Linked DNA regions of Homo sapiens: region 2 is linked to region 1. The links are chromatin loops, found by intact Hi-C in ENCODE. Cell type or tissue: IMR-90. All regions are shown on one strand. Links, peaks and the distances in the headings refer to the core of each region. The heading gives the core; the rest is flanking DNA.

What was found. Peaks named below come from ENCODE experiments on the same cell type or tissue, not always from the same donor. Only the 100,000 strongest peaks of a DNase experiment are listed, where the experiment ranks them.
Region 2: a loop joins it to region 1, with 3 times the contacts of the local background. A loop is called at or near these places in 1 of 110 quality-filtered maps.

Annotation. Positions count from the first base shown.
Region 1 is chr5:31,476,283-31,479,206 of GRCh38, reverse strand. The region is part of intron 16 of DROSHA (drosha ribonuclease III); the gene reads left to right. Among named protein-coding and RNA genes, the nearest start is that of DROSHA, 54 kb to the left of the region's middle. In IMR-90, for the core only: no CTCF peak of the experiment used is centred there; a DNase peak (open chromatin) is centred at 1,516; H3K27ac peaks cover 1,110 bases.
Region 2 is chr5:31,363,948-31,366,871 of GRCh38, reverse strand. No RefSeq gene overlaps it. Among named protein-coding and RNA genes, the nearest start is that of DROSHA, 170 kb to the left of the region's middle. In IMR-90, for the core only: no CTCF peak of the experiment used is centred there; DNase peaks (open chromatin) are centred at 1,451 and 1,831; H3K27ac peaks cover 1,944 bases.

The DNA of each region.
Region 1 (2,924 bases), core at 187-2,686:
GCTTTAAGGAGAATTATGCTTTTTTTCTTCAAGTGGAATAACAATATGTTACACAACTTCCTTTTTTTTTTAAACTCAGATACTTCAGGCATTCTCTGTACTGTAAATGCTTTGCTTCATTCTTTGATGCATACTTAGCATTTTATAGTATGGATGGACATTAATTTGTTTATAATTCCTATGGTGACAAATATTCTGGAGTTCTCCATTGTTTCCCCATTTTGTATAAATGCTTCAGAAATAGTCTGTGTCTATCCTGTTGCATTTGTTTGTTTCTGTAAGGTAGAGTTCTAGTAGTGAAATTATGTGTTAAGATAGTATGTACATTTTAAATTCAGAATGATGTTGGCCAAGTTTTCTCTAGAAAGGACATACCAATTTGTAGTTCTGACCAACAGTACTCTTTCTGACCAACAGAAAGTACTCTTTTTCTATACACCTGCCAATACTGGATGTTACTAGTCTTTTTTTTGAGACAGAGTCTCACTCTTCTCACCCAGGGTGGAGTGCGGTGGTGCCATCTCGGCTCACTGCAACCTCTGCCTCCCGGGTTCAAGCGATTCTCTTGCCTCAGCCTCCCAAGTTGCTGAGATTACAGGGACCTGCCACCATGCCTGGCTAATTTTTGTATTTTTAGTAGAGACAGGGGTTTGCCATGTTGGTCAGGCTGGTCTCGAACTCCTGACCTCAGGTCTGCCCGCCTCAGCCTCCTAAAGTGCTAGGATTAAAGGCGTGAGCCATCACACCTGGCCAGGATGTTACTAGTCTTTTACAGTTTAGTCCAAGCTTGTCCAACCCACAGCCCATGGGCCACATATGGCCCAGGACGGCTTTGAATGTGGCCCATCACAAATTCGTAAACTTTCGTAAAACATTTTGAGTTTTTTTTGGATTTTTCTTTTTAATCTCATCAGCTGTCGTTAGTGTCAGTGTATTTTATGTGTGGCCCAAGACAATTCTTCCACTGTGGCCCAGGGAAGCTGAAAGATTGGACATTCCTGGTTTAGTCCATCTGATAAGCGAAAAGTCTGATGTTACTATTTGCATGTTTCTTGAACTTCTTTGAGAATGAGTAACTTTCCGCATTTTTCAGGTATTTTATGGTTTTCTCATTCTGACTTGCTTTTTGTTTATGTCAGTTTATTATAATATCTAACTGAAAATTCAAGTTTTATAAGTCATCATCATATTTCTCTAATTCTTCAGTTTATCCCTTTTGAAGATAGCTGTCCCAGTTGCTTTATACAACTTTACCCAAAAGTAAGCTTGATAGTTTAAACCAAGGATTATTCAATGTTGACCAGTTTACCAGAAACCAAATCATAGAGCAATCAGTTTATTGAGATTTAAAATTTTTTCTCAAATTTTTGTTTCTTTCCTATCCCACTCTCTACCTTTGGTCGCAAAATAGTTGATATGAACTAGACTGAGTATAAGGTTTTATTCTGAGTGTAACTGGGGCAAAGGTAGGTCGTGATTCAAGATAGTGAGATCACACTTAGGGGAAAGCCTACTCATTGCTTATATTACTGCCCTAGTAAAGCATTGCAAATCCTGAATCAGTTTTGCAAATTGACTGTCTAGAAAATTGATTCTTTGAAATTGCCCCATCTGGAGCAGTAGTTCTCAGGTGTGGCTGGCAGGGGGCCAGGAGGTGGGAGAGTATTGCAAAATTTCCAGGAGGCAAGTGTAGTTTGCAAAACCATCTATTAGTACCACAACTTAATATACATTTGGAAAATTTAGAAAAGACTTGTTAATACGTATTTTAGAAAATAAGATTATTAGGATGTCTCAGCAGGAATATCCAGAAGACACAGAAACGCAGTCATACAGTTACTGTCAGTGTAGAGAAAGGGGATAATATTTTTGTATTTCTTAAAGTTGAGTACTAACAGTTGAGAAATACTCTTATAAGCAGCCATATTCTTAATACAGATTCTCTAACAAATTACCCCCTCCCCAAATAACCATATAAATAATCAAGCAATATAAACTGAGAGAATTGGGTCTCTAAGAAACAGTTTATAAAGTCTGTCAGTTCATTAATGACTGTCCAGATTCATTCCCTGAAACACAAACTCCAGTTCTTCCCGAATAATGAGCTGTTGTCACAGTTCCAGTCCCAGAGTTGGCGGAATTCCTGCTAACCTTAGCTTACCCGCTCTCATTTCTCATTTATATCATGTCCTATTTATTTCAGCCAACAAGATAAAAATTACTTCCTAGCCCTCAGTGACATGGCTCCATAAATCCCCAACATAAACAAGTGGCAAGGCAGACAAACCAAAAGAGCCAATTCATTAACATTAGTGAATTCATGGCAGCCTGAGTGCGAGTGGCCAAGTTATTAGTCTGCTTTAGAAAGTCATTCCACAAATGTTTATGGAGTGTCTTTTTGCCAGGCTGGGTGTGAGAGATATAGCCCATGCCCTGTGGGCTCTGGCAGGAGTCTCTAATTTATGGATCTCCTCTTACCTTTCCATGGAAATCGAGCCCCAAAACCAGACAGGGAGCAGAGTCTCAATCCCCCTTCCTTGAGATACCTTTCACCTCAGGTTATCTGCCCTGAGTTTCTACTTTTTTACAGTGGTAAATAAAATCTCTTTAAGGTTTAGTTGCCATTTAAAATATTTAGCAGATTTCAACATGGATTTGTGGTTTCTCCTTCAGTGTTGTTAACTTTGCACCTGATGTGTGTATATGTATATTTTTAATTATGTCTTGTTTCTATGCTGCTATGTGACTCGCTTCTGCCTCATCATTAGCGTTGTACCTAAATAAGAAGGTGGATAACTGGCATTCTTATAAGCACCTTGTGATCTTCTTTCTTTCTTTCTTTGATAGAGAGTCTCACCCTGTCACTCAGGCTGGAGTGCAGTGGCACAGTCTCGGCTTACAGCAATCCCTGCCTCCCAGATTCA
Region 2 (2,924 bases), core at 190-2,689, 110 kb after region 1:
GTCTCTGCGAAAATGGACTTACAATGAACATCTGCAAAAAGACAAGAAATCTAAGCCTGAGCAGAAAATACTCCAACTCACTGAAAGCAAACCCTCTGCCAACTCAAACGGGTCTCCAGCCTTGCTTTGAATAGTTTGGGTGTTCTTTTTTAGATTGATTAGAGCTTAAATGTTCAGTGCCACTCTCTATCTCTGTTACAGTGCAAATGTGGTGTTCAGGTATTTATTTTCCAGTTTAGCATTTCATAATAGTCTGTTATTTTCTGCCTAGGTTGCTTTGTGACAGTCTCATGCAGAATTTCCTCCCGTGTGGTCTTTTCTCTTTTGGATACATCTCATTATCCATTTAAGTGTAATGAGATAAATATGGGCCATCAAGTGACTGTAGGGGAATAAGTGCCCAGAACCACCTTGCAAATAAGTAGTTGCTCTCTCACCTGGAGAGCTTTAAAATATGTCCACACTGGAAACATTTTAAGGGATAGGTTAAAAATTTTTTTTACCTAGTATTGCATCTATGCAGTTCTTACAGGAGTTTTGTTAAAACTCTACTTATCATGAGTACATGTGGGTGTTTATGGAATCAAGAAAGTGGACATGAACTGGTTTTCCCATTGGGCATGTTTCATGCAGGGTACAAAGTATAGCAGTGATCAGAAATGCTTGATTTCTGTGGAAAAGGCAGCCACTAAGGTCAGAGCCTTGGGGAAAGGCGGTAGATGGTGGAGGTAGTATGACCAGAATAGCTGGCGGCTGCTGCCAGAAAGGGCAACAGTTAATTCTGGACTTTCATTGCAAGCAAAGAGGGATGTAAGTCTGCACCTGAGGGCCTGGCTCCCCAGGGCAAGAGGAATGACTCTGAGGCTCACCGTGCAGTGTTTAGTATGAGGAAGGAGGCTACTTGCCCTCTGGGCCTTCACTATCCTCTCCTGTTGCTAGGTACTTCATTAGAGCAGGAGGTTAAACAATTCACCTACAAAACAAGACCCCACCCTTTGTTTCTCTGCTCAAGTGTCCTATGGAGTTTTGCCACATAGTTTGTGGCATTCTCTGATGCACCAGGATTTGTGTCAAACCCTTAGACTCTGTCCTACTTTAATTTGTGAAATGGAGGTTGGAAGCTGGGACAATACACAGATGATAGTTCTGTAATCTTAAAAATAATTATTCAGAAAATCTCTTCTATCTCCTCTCTCCATCTGAGTATCATGGGAATTCAAATTTAGAGATTAGTTTCTCCTAAAATCAGGACTGCTGTTCATGTTGCTGTAGTAACATTGGTAATGAAAGAAAGAGTTTCCAGGAGACCCATTTGTCAAACTCTATTCCAATCACAAGGGCTGGATTTATAAATTCCATAGACTACTTCAACTTCATTTTTTCTCTACAGAGTCATGTATTATTTTACAGTTAGGCATTAAAACTATGTAACTGGATTAAAAAGTAATGAAATACTTACTATGACTGGTAGGTTCGCTATTTGAGATAAATTTAAAAGATCACAGTCATCATTGTACATAGCCAGTGTTTTCTTTCTTGAGTTCATAGATGCTTTAGTGGTAAAACTTTTTCCAAGTCCTGCCCATGGCCATGATATAAAGACATGCCATCAAACTTCCTGCAAACCAGAAAAAAATGATACACTCAAACTTTTGGAGCTGTGGAAAACTGGATTCCAATCTCAGATATTGACTTTGACTCCACAGATAATTGACTTTGATATTGATATCATTATTAGTGTGTGATGCATTCTTTCAGAAAGGTTCTGCAGGAGTGTAACATGATATACTCTAAAATATGTGCTTTGGTTAGAAGATGGCAGGTTGAGCACATGTTTGCCTTTTGAGTCACCAAAGCTCACTGGGGACAAAAAAGGATAGAAGTTGCTAACCCATAGTGAGAAGGCCAGGATAAGGACAAGGAGAGTTGGGCAGCCAATAGATAAGAAAGTTTAATCAGTTTAATAAATTTCCGGGAGATAGAGAACAGAAATGTGTTGAATGACAGAAGCCCAGAACATGCTATGGGAGGTAGTAGAGCAAGTAAGAGCCAAGAAACTTGAAGAGACTTTAGGTTCTACATCAAACCATAGGATAGGACAGGAGTAAGGGGTACTAATTAAAGAACAACTTATGGAACAACTACATAGGTGGGTGCAATTCTCATAGGAATTATGTTAAAACTCTACTTACTATGAATACATGTGGGTGTTTATGGAATCAAGAAAGTGAACATGAACTGGTTTTCCCATTGGGCATATTTCATGCAGGGTACAAAGTACAGCTGTCTCTCACAGCTCTGTATGCAGAATGGCAAAATGCCTGAGACTTATCTGTAAACCAACCAACCAGGCAACCAACCAACCCACCAACCAACCAAGCAACCAACCAACTCACCAAGCAACCAACCAACCAACAAACCAACCAACCCACCAACCAACCCACCAACCAACCCACCAACCAACCAAGCAACCAACCAACTTACCAAACAACCAATCAACCCACCAACCAACCAATCCATCAACCAACCCACCAAGCAACCCACCAACCAGCCAAGCCACCAACCCACCAACCAACCCACCAACCAACCAACCAACTCACCAACCAACAAACCCACCAACCCACCAACCAACCAACCAACCAACCAACCAACCAACTCACCAACCAACCAACCAACCAACCAACCAACCCACCAACCAACCAACCAACCCACCAACCAACCCACCAACCAACCAACCAACCAACCAACCAACCAATCCACCAACCTACCATCCAAACAATCAGCAAAAACAGAGGGGGTATTTTGTAAAACAAAAATGAACTCAAAGGAAAATTTAAGGTTCTAGCTGTGTGCTATTGCCTGTGGTAGACCTACTACCTAACAGAGGCTGGCCCTTCATTTATTCTAAAGCAGGCTAAAGCAAA